2 separate regions of the Homo sapiens genome follow, and region 1 is linked to region 2. Evidence: chromatin loops called from intact Hi-C (ENCODE). Cell type or tissue: HCT116. All regions are shown on one strand. Each heading gives the region's core, and the rest is flanking DNA. Links, peaks and the distances in the headings are about the cores only.

The links. Hi-C counts contacts between places; a loop is a spot of excess contacts. Peaks named below come from ENCODE experiments on the same cell type or tissue, not always from the same donor. Only the 100,000 strongest peaks of a DNase experiment are listed, where the experiment ranks them.
Region 1: it touches region 2 in a loop (2.3-fold over the local background); 4 of 110 quality-filtered maps call a loop at or near these places.

Annotation. Positions count from the first base shown.
Region 1 is chr14:100,537,652-100,545,294 of GRCh38, forward strand. BEGAIN (brain enriched guanylate kinase associated) reads right to left here. Exons shown (of 7, transcript NM_001385089.1): 4 at 7,349-7,415; 5 at 6,207-6,314; 6 at 2,845-2,928; 7 at 1-1,664. The coding sequence ends at 318. LOC124903382 (a long non-coding RNA gene) reads left to right here and starts at 321. Exons shown (of 2, transcript XR_007064334.1): 1 at 321-1,560; 2 at 2,479-5,292. In HCT116, for the core only: CTCF peaks have their summits at 2,991 and 3,190; no DNase peak of the experiment used is centred there.
Region 2 is chr14:100,413,563-100,421,205 of GRCh38, forward strand. The region is part of intron 2 of WDR25 (WD repeat domain 25); the gene reads left to right. Among named protein-coding and RNA genes, the nearest start is that of WDR25, 41 kb to the left of the region's middle. RefSeq lists enhancers at 6,068-6,569, 6,570-7,069. In HCT116, for the core only: a CTCF peak has its summit at 4,062; a DNase peak (open chromatin) is centred at 4,109; H3K27ac peaks cover 1,609 bases.

The sequences.
Region 1 (7,643 bases), core at 1,106-6,105, 120 kb after region 2:
GTTAAGAAAGACCCTTTTTCTCTATAAAAATAGTTTCGCTTTATAAAAGGGGGGATGCTCCTCTCACATGGGGGAAGGACGCGTGAAAAACGCTCTAAGTGGAGTTCCACGGGCCGGGGCCGGGTGGACACCGTGGTGTGGGGGACCCTCCCCTCAGGCCTACAGGGCTGGGGAGGAGAGGAGGTGCGGGGAGGAACAGACTCCTCGTTGTTGGCCGGGGCAGGGGAACAGCGGGGGCTGGGGAGAGGTGAGGCCGGCCCTTCTGGGGCACGTGGGCTGGCGGGGAGCGAACCACGGCCAGGCCTGCACGCAGGCGCTCAGTTGAGCAAGGTTCCGTAGAGCTGGGCCTTGGTGAGGCTGTCCTTGCGGCTCAGCCCCGAGCCACCAGTCCGCGGAAAGGCCTGCTGGGGGCTGAGGCGGGCGGCAGGATGCATTTCCGGGGAGGCCTCCATGGAGCTCGGCTCCAAGGAGTCCCTGGAACCCTGCTCGGGCTCAGGGCTGCTGGCGGTCCCACACAGCTGCACCCCGAGCCTGTCCCCGTCCCCCCCCTCGCTGGGTGCATAGCCGGGCAGTGGGTCAGCCGAGCGGCCGGGACTGAGGCTCAGGTCGCCGCCCGCCCGCAGGAAGCAGGGCTCTGCCAGGTGGCCCTGGGAGAGGTCGTCCCCCTCGGAGAAGCTGTCGGCCTTGTAGCTGGCGTAGAGCGGGCTGGCGCGGCCGTCGGCCTTCTTGCCCGGGCTGCCCCCGGCCCCGCCGTAGTAGCGTTCAGAGAAGCTGCAGGGTGAGGCGCGGCCGGCAGCGCTCACGGGGTAGGAGTAGGCGCCGATGTCCTCCACGCTCAGGGGACGCCACTGGCCCCTCATGTCCTCCCCGGGGAGCCGGGCGGTCCCCGGCTTGGCCCGCAGGCTCCACAGGTTTGGGGGCATCAGGGCCTGCTGGGGACCCGGAGAGGCCGGGAAGCGGAAGGTCTCGGCCGGGTACGGTGACATGGTCCGCCCGAAGCCTGGGGCCACTTCGGCCTCCAGCGGGGCCGCCACCGCGGCCGTGGCCTTGGCAAAGCGAGGGCTGCCCTCGTAGGTGGTGGCGGGTGGCTTGCGGTCGAAGAGCTCGTCGCGGCTGTTCAGGTAGATGGCCTGCTGCGACGCGGTCAGCGTGCTGGCCTGCGCGTGCTCCTTCTCCTCCGACGTGGCGCTGAAGCTGGAGTAGGAGCTGGACGTGGGCAGTGAGCCTGCGTAGCTGGGGAAGGCCTCATGCTGGAAGCCCGCCGGGAAGGCCGCCGCCTCGGCCTCCTCCTCCTCCTCGGCCGCGCTGTCAGTGGAGTTCTGGGCCCGCAGGAAGCCCACGTCGGTCACGGGCGCGTCCACGCTAGGCCGCCGGTCTCGCCGCCGCTCCTCCGGGCAGTAGAGGGCTGTGTCACTGCAGTAGATGTCTCCCTTGTAGGGGGGCCGCGGGCCTGGTTTCTCCACCCCGTCGCAGAAGGCCAGGTCGCGGGCGGAGGCATCGGACAGGCGGGAGGACAGGCTGGCGGGGTCCGGCTTCTCCAGCACCTTGGCAATGACGCAGGTGGGGACGCTGTCGGCGTAGGCCGGGTGGCAGAGCGGGGATGGCAGGCTGCAGCCGTGCTTCTCCATGTGCAGGCTCACGCGCTCCTGGAAATCCGAGGGCAGCTGGAACGGGTGCGAGGAGGGGGACGGCGGGTACAGGGTCACTGTTAGCATGGCAGCCCAGCCCTGGCCCTGAAGCTGAGGACTGATGTTAGCCATGACCGACAGGCAGACAGACGAACGGGGGCCTCCCGGCTTCTCAAATCACACCAGGGGGAGCCTGGATCCAGGACGCTGTACTGAACAAGCTCCCAGGGGTGTGGGTGCTGTGACTGCCTGGGGATCCTGGGTCACCTCTCCCCACCCCACTCTGATTGGGCCCAGGAGAGCCCAGAAGCTGCAGTCGCCTGGAGAAGCCGGAACCCAGGTCTGATTCAGGCCCCACTCAAGGCTCCACCCCCCGCCACCCCCACCCCACCCATTTTGTGCCCAGCGAGGGGTTGACTTGCTCTCCCAGGCCCGTGGGTTCTGTGGGTTCTACTGGGGGCATGACCCACTCCCCAGCCCCCCAGTCATGCTGCTGGAGCGCTCCTGAAGAAGACAGACTCAGATGCAACAAAGATTGAGGGCCAGGGCTGAGAGCGCCTGGTGCCATGTGGGGGTGTCCCGCTACTGTTTGATCTATTTTGTGAGTGTCTCAGGCATGGCCCAGGACCAGGGGAAAGGAACGCACAGGCCTGGCTGGGAGATTGCATGTGAGGGGAGGGTCGGGGGACGGGGTGCGCAGGGTGCGGCGACCATAGGCGGGCAGGGGTGGGCCTCTGGCCCATCTGCCCTTGGCATCAGACAGGCCTGGTTCTGGGTCCTGGCTCTGCTACCTGCCTGCCACGTGGCCTCAGCCACGCCCTCTTTCCTGAATGTTTTCTTTCTGAAATAGGCACTGCCGGTCATCGTGCCCAGCCACAGGCTCCTGCGAAGCTCCACAAAGGTCACTCTGCCGTGTCAGCGCTCAGTGGAAGCAAGGACCTGGAGCAGCCCCCCAAAGGAAACCGAGGGCAACCAGCAGCCGGGGTGGGCCAAAGGGACTCTGGTGAGGGCCAGGGGCTGCCCGGCTGCGTGAGGTGGGGTGCCTTTGGCGGCCCCTCCAATGTCATGACCCCACAGGAGCGAGGGGGACAGAGGAGGCTCAGGCTCAGCTGGCATCTTCCTCCTCAAAGATGGGAAATGGCTTTGGGGTAGCACTGGCACAAAAGGAGCCCGGTGGTCCCGGGGCGGGGTGGGCCTGGCTGCGGGGCCACGTTACCTCAGACACCTTGTGGACCCTGCCGTAGGTCTGGCTGCACTGCAGCAGCTGGGCCGCTAGATTGCAGTCCTTCCTATAGAGCTCCTAAAAGACAAGAGAAGGCGTTTGGCGCCATTCACCCCAGCCAAGGCCCCGCCGCCCTGACCAGCGCCAAGTGGCCAGCGGGGGCAGTGGTGTGCACAGGGCCTGCTGTGCGCTCAGCAGGACAAGGACCCACTGCTGGCTCCGGCCCTCTCTGGCCTCCACACTCTTGCCTGCAAAATGAGAGCCTCTTTCTGACCTGGGGCTGCCGGAGCATGGAGGGCCCTGCCGCTGCCCTAGCTGGTGCCCTTGAGCACTGCCAAGATGGGAACCTCCCACAAGGTGGGGGGCAGTGGTAGAAGAAGGAGCCCCAATGGCCCTGAGCTCCCCCAGGCTCGTAGAGCAGGCCTGGTCTCCCTGTCCCTGTCCCTCAGGCTCTCGGCGTCCTTCCAAAGATGACGGGGTGGGAGTGCCAGGCAGGAATGGGAGGCAGGATGAACCCCCAGCACCTTCCACCCCGCACTTCAGACTTGCTGCTCACAACCCTCTTCCCAGAGTGTGGTTTGGAAACAGTGTGGCTGCAGGGCTGGGCAGGGACTGGGCAGGTGTGTGACCTCAGGCCCAGGCGGGCGCTGGCTCAGCCTCCTGAGCTGAAAACAGATGCAAACAGTAGGACTCAAGGGGTGTGGCTTCGCCACTGAAAATCTCTGTTGCATGTGCCTGTGTTTGGGGCTTGCATTCCCGCCCCTCCGGGGTCCCCACTGCGAGGGCTCTGACAGCTAGCCCTGGGGTGGCCCGGAGGCCCAGTGACCCACCTGAGCTGCCCCATGGCTGCTCCTGGCAAGGGCTGGCCACAGTCCCAACCCAGCCAGCACCAGGCATCCTGCTGTCCAGGCAAGGCTGTCTCTGACACAGGCACCTTTCTGTCCCCCCACCACGGCCCTGGAGCCTCCCTCACTGAAGGCTGGTGCCCCCAACTTGGCCTACACGGTGGAGGGCGTCGGAGTCGCCAAACCCCTCTCAGTGCCTCCCTGGGCCTCCTAGGAACAGAACAGCACGGCTGCCTGAGAGCTGAGAACTGACCCCTTGTATGACCCCAGTCGACCGGCTGCCCCTGGCACCAGAGGGCTGCAGGCACTGCCCAGCCAGCCCAGGTCTGCCACTGAGCCCCACCAGCCACAGCCAGGAGTGGCTGCCACTGGGAAGCCGGTGCCATGCCCATAGCCCCTGGGGCACCTGGCTGAGTACCCAAGCCCCTGGGCTGTCCATGTCTGAGGTGGCCAGCTCTGGGACAGCTGGGAGCCTTTCCTGAGCAGCCGCAGCTGCTGGCTCGGGGAGGAAATGCTCACGGGACACTCTGGCAGAGCGAACAGGTGGAGGCAAGCACTCTGGCCACCCAGGGCCCGGGGCTGCTGGAGTCGGAGTCCCGAGGTTGAGTTCTGGCTCCGTCTGCGAGACACCACCTGGGTCACCTGGGAAACCACTCAAGCTGGCCATGCCTTAGTTTCCTCATGTGCACCAACCCTGCAGAGAGGGCCCCAGGACTAGTGTCCACTTAGGTAAGGGGCCTGGCCTTGTCACGTTAAGAAGCACCTCCTGTCCCGAGCCCATGTCCTCCTGTCCTCCTGTTAGAGCCACACTCCTTAGAAGGGTGGCCTGTGTCTGGAACCACCGCTCCACTCCACCACCGACCTCCAGTTCCCCAAATCCCAATGCCTCTCCTTGGCCCTCTGACCTGGTCTCTCAGCAGCTGGCAAGCCAGCCGGCCAGGGCATTGACTGCAGCCCCCTTCTCAAGTGGTTGTTGGGCCACCATACTCGCCTGGTGTCCCCCAGCCTACTGGCCACTCCCTCCCAGGCATCCTTGCTGGTCCCTACTCCGTCCTGGGGCCTCCCTGCTTCTCATCTGCATGCTGCCTGGGCAGTCTCCGCCGGCATGCCGGCCTTCACGCTCAACTCCAGACCCGGGCCTCCTGCTGCCCTGGTGACATCTCCGCTCCAAGGGGTCCTGTGCATCTCCCACCCAGCTCCTGTCCCTCCCCAGCTGTCCCCAGCCAGGAAATGGCAGGCAACTCCTTTTGTTTGGGCTCTGAATCCTGTAGCTGGGTTGGACTCAGCTCTTCTTCTAACAACCCACATCCTAAATCTTGGTTAGTCCTGTTGATTCTATTTTCAAAACACAACCAGAATCCCAGCCCTCTGCCCAGTTCCACCGTCATCTGAGCCACCATCATCTTTTGGACTATGGTCCTGGCCTCCTCCTGATCTTCCTGCTCCTGTCCTCGTCCCTACAGCCTGTTTCCAGCATGGCAGCCACGTGAGCCCTGGGAAGCTGCACGTGCAATCACGTTGCTCCTCTGTTTTCAGAACCCTCCATGGCTCCCCACTGCACTCAGAATAAAGCCCAGGTTTCTGGGAGGAGCCTCTACAACATTGCCTCCTATGGTCTTTCTGACCTCAGACCCTGGCTCCCCCTCCCGCTGGGCGCTCCTTGGCCCCTTTGGGATCCTCCGAGTTAACCAGGTACAGCTGCACACCACGGTTGCTTCTGCCTGGAAGCAATGCTTCTCCCACGGATGTCTGCATGGCTGGCTCCTTCACTCCCTCAGGTCCTGGCACAGCAGCCCCTTCCAGAAGCACCCTCTTGAAATCTGCAGGCCCTGCAGCTGGCGACTCCCTGGTACCGTTCTTCGCTTTCTGTTTCTCTATAGCATTTCACACTTCTAACATACCCCAGAGTTTGCCCCACTCAGATGTGAACTCCACGTGGCCAGAGGTGTTTTTTTTTTTGTTTTTTTTTTTGCCTGTGTTGTTCACACCATCATCTTGGAGCCTAGTAGGGTCTGGCAAGGTAGAAGCTAATTCGTGAATGCAGAGGCAGCTGTCCAGGGTCTGTGGAGGGCAACTGGGCCCATCTCACAGGGTCCCTGAAATTAGGCCCCATGGGCAGCCACACGGCTGTGATGCAACACTGGGACTGGCCAAGGGCAGGAGTCCTGAGTGGCCATGACCCCACCTTGGGATCAGGAAGCCTTGCCTTGAATGGGATAATATGGCCCCGCATCCCCTAGCTCAAGTCCTTACAGCAGAGGGTCTGTTTAAGGACACCCTTGGCGTCCTCAATGAGACAGCACCATCTTTCCCCAACTGCAGCAGGTCCTTCTCAAAGCCCTGACCAGCCTGTCCATCCACCTGTACCCTGCACCAGCCCCTTGAGGCTGGGGCCAAAGCAGCTGAGCTCAGGACCCTTCAGAGTCAGAATGTGACTCCCAGTGCATCCTGGGAAGCCCTCGCCTAGGCCCACCGGCAGTCTTCCATGGGCCAAGTGTGTGCGGCACTCACGTTGTCCTCTGACAGCTTGTCGATGGTCACCTTGGCTTCTAGCAGATGGCTGTTGAGGGCAACAATCTCGTGGCTCAGCGCACGCTTCTCCTCCTCATAGTGCTGGCCCTGGGGGTGGGACAGTGGGAGGAGGAGGCCCGTGGTTGGCTCCTGGTGAGCCAACCCAGTCGCTCGATTGCACCCCCTGGTTTGTCCCTTGTAGCCATGAGTGACAAGACACTTAGAGGGCCAAGGGTGTGGGGTTTATGAGCACAGACAGACCCTGGTTCAATTCCTGGGTCCAACACTGCCAAGCCACACAGCCTTGGGGACGTCACTGCCTCTGAGCCTCAGTTTCTCATGTGCAACACAGAGGTGACAGCGTCCTGCCTCAGGAGCTGGGAGTGGGGACGGAGGACAGATGACTTGTGCCTGGCATAGAGCCCAGCCCACCTCACTGGACAGATTGGGAAACTGAGGCTCAGGAAAGGGCCGGTGTCCAGGCACCCAGGCAGAGCCAGGCCCAGCCCCCAGGCCTGCCACCCCCCGTCTCTGATAGCACCACAAAGGTGGGCAGGTTGTTGCTTTCAAAACCAAAATGAGCTGGTCACCAAAGTAGAAAGAAAGGAAACCTCTTCATCCTAGTGAGGGAGTGGCACCAGAAACCCACACCCTGCCCCTCTTCGACATGTCCCAGCAGTGTGTTCACAGAGAAAATGGCGACCCCACTGAGGTCACCTGCAGGTGGTGTGAGGGTCCCCACAGAGGGGTCCCCATGAGAGGCGGAGCTGGGGCTCAAACCTGCCTCTGGCTCACCCAGGGCCTGAATTCGGGCCTCCCTATCCTCCTGGGCCCAGGTCCTTGGACTGGCAGGCTGAGCTGGGGGGCCCGTTCCCAGTGTATGTCCTCCGTCCACAGCCCCTCTTACACACCCCCAGGCTGGAGTGCTCGCACCCGCCACTCAGGCAGCACAGGGCAGCCCTGGACCCAAGTACTTCCTTAGCCTGAGAGCACACACCCTGCTCCACATGTTCCATGGAGAAAGGGGTGGGACCAGCAAGACCTGTGTCCCAGCTCCTGAGTGGCCCAGGGGTGTCAGCTGGGTGGCTCCCCCCGGGAAGGAGGTGTGGGGTGGGGGAGTGGGCGCTGCGTGGCGGCCTCACCATGCGGTACAGCTTGTCCTCCAGCTCCTGGTTGATCCTCTGCAGTGCCATGTAGTTGCTCTGAATCCTGGTGCAGGAGGCAAGGGGGTCACTGCCATGCAAGGCCTGTCCCTCCCACGACCCTTATGGCCGCACAGCCTGCTGAGCAGGGTGGGGCTGAATTTGGACCTCCTGAGCTCACCCCACCAGCTTCACCCTGGTGGAATGTGTGCCCCTCTGCACACAGCAGAGAACATCCCATTAAAGCAAACTTTTGTAGAAGCCTTTCCTAGGCCAGGGCCCAGGACTGTATTTC
Region 2 (7,643 bases), core at 1,021-6,020:
ACCACCACGCCCGGCTAATTTTTTGTATTTTTAGTAGAGATGGGGTTTCACCGTGTTAGCCAGGATGGTCTCGATCTCCTGACCTCGTGATCCACCCACCTCGGCCTCCCAAAGTGTTGGGATTACAGGCGTGAGCCACCGCGCCCGGCCTTGCCATTACTTTGAATGGCAAAAACCGCAATTACTTTTGCACCAACCCAATAGTTTTTCCTGTTCTAGAATGAAATATGTAAATGGAATCATGCAGGGCGTAGCCTTTAGTGTCTGACTTCTTTCACTTAACAGAATGTTTTTGAGATTCATCCACGTTCAGCCATTTATCCCTTTTTATTGCTGAGTAGTATTCCATTGCATGAAAATACCAGAATTTGTTTATCCATTCTTCTGTTGATGGACACATTTGATTTGTTTCTAGTGAGCCGTTAGAGGTAGTTCATTTTTTTTTTTTTTTGAGATAGAGTCTCACTCTGTCACTCAGGCTTGAGTGCAGTGGTGCAATCTTGGCTCACTGCAATCTCTGCCTCCTGGGTTCAAGTGATTCTTCTGCCTCCGCCTCCCTAGTAGCTGGGACTACAGGCGTGCACCACCACGCCTGGCTAATATTTTTGTATTTTTAGTAGAGACGAGGTCTCACTATGTTGGCCAGGCTCGTCTTGAACTCCTGACCTCGTGATCCGCCTGCCTTGGCCTCCCAAAGTGCTAGTGCTAGGATTACAGGCATGAGCCACCGCGCCCAGCCTAGAGGTAGTTCTTTTTTTTTTTTTTTTTTTGAGACAGTCTTGCTCTGTCACCCAGGCTGGAGTGCAGTGGTGCAATCTCGGCTCACTGCAGCCTCCGCCTCCCAGGCTCAAGCAATTCTCCTGTCTCAGCCTCCCGAGTAGCTGGGATTATAGACGTATGCCACCATGCCCGGCTAATTTTTGTATTTTTAGTAGAGATAGGGTTTCCCCATGTTGGCCAGGCTGGTCTCGAACTCCTGACCTCAGGTAATCTGCCCGCCTTGGCCTCCCAAAGTGCTGGAATTACAGGCATGAGCCACCGCACCCGGCCGCCTAGAGGTAGTTCTTAAATGAATGTTGGTGTGGACTGGACATGTTTTCATCTCTCTTAGGTACATATTTGGGAGTGGAACTGCAGGCTCATATGGTAATTGTGTATTCAGCTTTGTAAGAAACCACCTGCTTTGAGCAACGAGGTGACACCATCTTATTTACATCTTTAAAAGTTCCCTTTATTGAGGCTGAGGCAGGAGAATCGCGTGAACCCGGGAGGCGGAGCTTGCAGTGAGCCGAGATCGCGCCACTGCACTCCAGCCTGGGTGACAGAGCAAGACTCCATCTCAAAAAAAAAAAAAAGAAGAAAAAAAGGTCCCTTTATTTCTAGATGGAGAATAGGTCACGAGGGGCTGGGGTGAGAGCAGGGGGAGCAGCAAGGGGGCAGAGGCAGCTGTCAGGTGAGCAAGGCCAGTGCTTGCTGAGGATGATGGGGACAGTGAAGGGGCTAGCTCTCACGGATGGTTGGGGACAGGATGACTGAAGCTTGGTGATGAACTGGATGATGTTGGGAGTCAAAGATGATTTCAGGTTTTGGCTTAAGCTACTAAGGATGAGATGGTGCTACTCATGGAAAAGAGAAGACCCAGGAAGCTTTGAGCATGTTAACTTAATTTCTCTGAGGCTCACTTCTATTCTGTCCAGCAAGACAGGCAAAGAAATATTAGTTTTATTTCTAAACTAACCAGAGAAGGGGAGGAAATGGCTCAGATGGGCAATAGGCAGTCTAAAGTCATATGTGTATGGGAGGTACGTAGGCATGCTGGTCGTATGTGCACAGTACCTGCACAATTCTCCATGGGTCTGTCATATTTCTGCACAGTCTTCTGAGCAAGCCACGAACAGCTGATTTGCTCTGGCCTGTCTTTTCAAGGATGTTTGAATAGCAAGCAGCCTTGGAGAGTAGAGACAGCATCTCTATCTGGAACAGATTTATTTTTATTCCAGGATAACAAAGACAATGTCTCCCTTAGGAGCAGAGGTTGGGCAGGTTTACCAGCAGCTGCTTATATAAGATTGGGGCATCCTAATGTCAGGACTCCTCTCTGTAATGCATCCCACTGTGTGTACAGGTAACACCTTGCCTTCATGGGATCGCTATGGGAACTGGGGCTTAGGGAACTGGTGCAGCAGTGTTACCCTGGCTACTACTACTGCTGTGAGTAATAAACTGTTTTCAGTCTCTGACCCAGGGATCTCATGCCTTCTGCTAGTATGTATGAAGCTGTGGCAGGCTAACTTGGTAGTTTGCTAGCAGAGTACTGTCTCAAAGCCCACACAGTTCATGACAGTGCCTCTGGTTGCCAAGCACGATTGGCACAGCTGGTGTCCTCCCTGCTCTGCCGCTGTCCTTCTTTTCTTCTGCATCTCTGTCAGTGCACTGCCACCTGAATCTTTACTGAGCACCTAGTAGGTGTCAGGTCCAGGGGCAGCAGATAGAGTGGGAAGCCAGATATGGTTCTAGCCCTCACAGAGCACGTGTCATTCAGCCTCTGCTGTCCAATCAGCCACTGAGTTGTGACTTCTCTACTTAGAGGTAGTTCTTTATCAAATTCATCTCATTCCTCGCTGCCGTTTGGTTTCTCCCTGTGAAGGGTATTCATTTTCATGGTTGTTTTAAGAGTAAGAGGCAGTACAAGGGAAGTGCCTGGTATAGTTCCTGGTAATCGTAGATGCCCAAATTGTGACTACTGCTGTTGTAATTTCTATTATTACGTATTCTCAACTCTGATTGTCATTCCTTGATGTAAAAACTTTGCTGTTTGCCCTCATACTACAATACAGGTTGCAGCCCAAACAGTACGGGATGCAAACCAACCCATGTCACCGGCCCATTCACCCTGCCCCGATTTCTGTTCCTATCACAAACTGCCTGCTGTGTGCCTTGAATTCTTTCCAGCTCTTTCCCAAACATGACACACCCTTTTAGGCCTTTTCCCTTTCCTTCCTTCTTTTCAGGCAAAGTCTTCCTTATCCCCCTGGACTTGGCTCAAGGGTCCCCTTCTCTCTGTACCCATTCCTTGAGGTTGCCTTTCTCCCTTGTCTCCAGACTGCATAAATGGCAGTGTGGCCTGTGTTGCTGTAGCACCATGTGCACCTGGGCTGTGCCCCGGCAGTGTTCTGTCTTTGGGCTCACTGGGGAGGGAGCACTGGACCATCGTCCCCAGATGCCCAGGGAGAAGCTTGGTGCTCGTTACTGACTGTAGGGTACTTTTCTGTAGCAGGCACTTGGGGCTCACTTATGGGACCCAGTAACTTCACAGTCATGAGGTACTTGATTTGAACTGAGGAGAAAATGTGTCAATACCTTTCCCAGGGAGAGTCACCCTCACAAACCTTGGTCTGGAAGGCCCATCTTAGCCCAGGGGTGAGATCTTGCGTGGATGATTCAGAAGTCACAGTATTCCTGAAAACTAGTGACTCAACAGAATTATATGGCTTTGGGAGAAAGAGTCCCTCCAGGGGCAATCCAACTACCACAGGCCAGGGGCCAAGCTTTGGTGAGCCGAGCCTGGGCCCTGCCCCTCCCTTCTCTATGGGCCTAGGGTTGCTGTGCTGTGTGTGGCATGGCCAGAGTCCTCCGCTCATCTCCTCACCATCTGTTACTTGTGCGTGTCTCCTGTGCCAGGCCTGGTGCTGACACTAGCTCAGGGAGAGAGGCAGCCGTACCTGGAGGAGCTGCTTAGTAGGACACTTGGCACATGCCACATGCTTTGCAGACTTCTCAGTCTCCCAGCCACTCAGGGATTTGTGGGACTGAGTATCTCAGATCCAAGGTGGTCAGGCGAGGGTGCAGGGAGATGGAGCCATGTGTGGGGCCAGGCTCTTTCCCATGACCTAGGTGCCCCTTCCAACCCCCACCATCCTGTTAAGACCCTGAGCAGCCAGGCTGGTTGCTCCAGCCACTCTTCCCTGGTGGCTCCCCTTTCCAGTTCTGAGGCTACTGCGAGTCACCTTCCTCCTCCAGGGAGGGAGAGAGCTGCCTGAGCATTACCTCTGCTTGCGGATGGGGGTGCTAGAGACCGAGCCTTTTCCTTGTTGTCTCTGCCAGTGAGGCTCTGGAGAGTGAGTCAGGAATACAGCTGCACAAATCGCCCTTACTTTGATACTGTGTGATTGGTCTGCAAGACAGACACAGGGCTGACATCGCATTTTCTGCCTGACTTCTTCCTGGCTGCAGTGACCCTGAGCTGTTCCTAGCCTTCCATCGTTTCTGTTGTGGACAGGCGTGTCATGCTGCCCCTGTTCCTCCTGCCCTGGCCTGGCTACTTAGGCTCTTGTGCATGTGCTCATAGGTTCTCATGAAGGTTGTTCTTAGTTTGCTTATGTCTTTTTTTTTTTTTTGAGACGGAGGCTCGCTCTGTCGCCCAGGCTGGAGTGCAGTGGCACCATCTCAGCTCACTGTAACCTCTGCCTCCTGGGTTCAAGCAATTCTCTTGCTTCAGCCTCCTGAGTAGCTGGGATTACAGGCACCAACCACCACGCCTGGCTAATTTTTGTACTTTTAGTAGAGATGTGGTTTCACCATGTTGATCAGACTGGTTTCGAACTCCTGACCTCGTGATCCACACCCCCCACTCAGCCTCCCAAAGTGCTGGGATAACAGGCATGAGCCACTGTGCCCTGCCTTCTTACGTCTTATATCCACACTGCCTGTGATTTTGTACATGATACACACAATGTCACCTAGCACTGGCCTTTCTGACTTTCATGCAACTATTGAAAGTGAAAAATTTGGCCGGGCACCGTGGCTCATGCCTGTAATCCCAGCACTTTGGGAGGCCGAGGTGGGCGGATCACGAGGTCAAGAGATGGAGACCATCCTGGCCAACACGGTGAAACCCCTTCTCTACTAAAAATACAAAAATTAGCTGGGCGTGGTGGTGCACACCTGTACAAGTCCCAGCTACTTTTGGGAGGCTGAGGCAGGAGAATTGCTTGAACCCGGGAGGTAGAGGTTGCAGTGAGCCAAGATTGTGCCACTGCACTCTAGCCTGGCGACTGAGCGAGACTCCGTCTCAAAAAAAAAAAAAAGGTGAAAAATTTGCACAACAGCACAGTAGTGCAGCCTGCCAGTCTCAGCCACAACGGTCAGGGTCTATGCTAAGGTGAGTTTATGGGACATCCCTGGGAGTTTGGGGTGGCGGTGGCGGGGGGGGGTCCTACTCACGCCACACCTACTCCGGGAGGGACCTGGCATTGGACTCAGGTTGCCAGGCAGGGGTGTGGAGTGGTCCCTACACCCACAATTCCTGTGACTCCCATTGTCTCACCTGAGACCCTGGCCTTGAAATGATGGGCTCTAAGTAAGTTCTATTTCTAGGCCGGGCGTGGTGGCTCACGCCTGTAATCCTAGCACTTTGGGAGTCCAAGGTGGGCGATCACCTGATGTCAGGAGTTTGAGACCAGTCTGGCGAACATGGGGAAACCCCATCTCTACTAAAAATACAAAAAAAATTAGCTAGGTGTGGTGGTGCACACCTGTAATCACAGCTACTTGGGAGGCTGAGGCAGGACAATTGCTTGAACTCTGGAGGCGGAGATTGCAGTGAGCCGAGATCACGCCACTGCACTCCAGCCTGGGCGACAGAACAAGACTCCATCACAAAAAAAAAAAAAAAAAAAATTTATTTCCCGTCTCCACAGGGGTCTCTCTGCGGCTTCCTGGGGCCTCGCTCCTTCCGCCTACCTCTTTCTTCCTTCTCCTGCTGTCTACCCTGTGATGTGATAGCTTTCTCGGGGAGTGTTCAGATGAACAGTGTTTAGAATTGTTGAATGCTCTGTTGGAAAACAGAAAAGGCTATTTCATGAGCAGATGATGACCTTATTAACTATAATTAGGCAATTCACAGAGGCTTCCAATATAGTCCAGCATCTTTTCTTGTTGAGATGGGGGGAAAATTCTATGGTAATGTCTTTGGAGATGTAATAGTCTTTATCACATTACTAGTTTAAATTATTCTAGAAGTTTTGGCAGCCTGGTGTTTTCATTTAGAAAGCCGAGGTATAGTTTTACAGTTAGCCACATTAATATAATAATTATAATTTTGAGCAAGTAATTTCAGACACTGACATCAAGAGTTGTTTTTATAGCAGAGAAAGATCACAGGTAGGAAGGTGGAACCTCGCGTCTAATCTATCTAATCTGTCACAAATAGGATGATGTTGTGAACACAGGCAGTTCATGCCCCTGGCCCATGCTTTATATTATGGGACAGAGATGCAAATGCTTAGAAACTCCCCCTGTATTAAATCCCCAGAGAACACGCACATTTGAAATTAATGGGAAATTGTCTTTTCTAAAGAATTTGGTATGCAGGGGCACATGATGTGGAATTTCCCCTGGGTTCTTTGTATCAGGTTGCCCCATTGCCTTGGGCTTGTGTGAGAGTGGACCTGGGAGTGAACGGGTGCTCGCAGGGCCCACCTGGTGGTCAGTCTGTAACTGTGGCTATGAGCAGCCTCCCACCCTGTAGGCCCCTCACAAGGCCTAGTTGCCTGGATCTCCAGGGGCATCTGGAAGCCTGGAAGCTACTGTCTCCTGGGCAAGGAGGCCTTCACTGCCTCCACAGCCCCCATCTGCACATGGGCCGCAGGCCCTGGCAACCCCTTCCCCCACTTCCCTCCACTGGCTTGGACCTCCAGGCCCACAGCAAGTAACTTTTGGTTTGTGTTTTACCTTTCACTTGTAAGCACATTTTTTTTTTATCGTTCTATAGGGATTTTTCATATATCATTTTGGATCCTGTTTTTAAAGCTCAGTATCCCTGTTTTTACAGCCTTCAGGATAGTCATCTTCTATCATGTGGTTGTACCACAATTTGCTAGTTGTATCCCTGTTGCTGAACATTGAGCTTTTTATTCCAGCAGGTTTTTTATTGTTGTTTTATAGGCAGTGCTGCAGTGATCATCTTTATGTACATAATATTTAGCTTCTGTGCAGTTAGTTTCTTAGACTCTATTGCTAGGGTTGGAATTGCTAGCCAAGACTAAGAATAACTTTTTAAAAATATATTAAAATCTTCTTATAGTAATAATATTTGAAGAACAGAAAAAGGTAGAAAAAGGAAAATAAAGATGCCCAGCTGTCCCATGATGTGGTGTTCACCACTGTATTAGCTAGGAGTGTATGAGGCTGCAGATAACAGGAAACCCAACTCGAGTGGCTTCAACAGGTGGAGAGAGACTCGTTTGTCTCAGGGAACAGGAGACTTGAGAGAGAGTCCAGGGCTGGACCCAGGTGAAGCCATGCTGTGAGCGACCCTGGCTGTTTGCATCTTTCTGTCCCACTGTCCTGGATGTTGCTGGCCTTTGTCTATGCTATGCTTTCCTCATCTCAGTCTTCCTTTCTTACCTCTGGCTGGATGAGTCTTTTTATTTCTGTCTGCTGAAACAGTGTATCTCCTGCATTTGGGTCATTATAAGAAGAAATATGATTATTTTTCCTGCATGTCCCTCGTCTGCAACTGCCTGTGTTTGTGACATTCCATTCGGCCAAAACTGGAATTTTAACAGTGTCCAGACAGAGAAGAGGAAGAGTAGGCATCAGGACTAGGAAAGAGCTCCTCTTTCTTATTAATGGGATAGTCT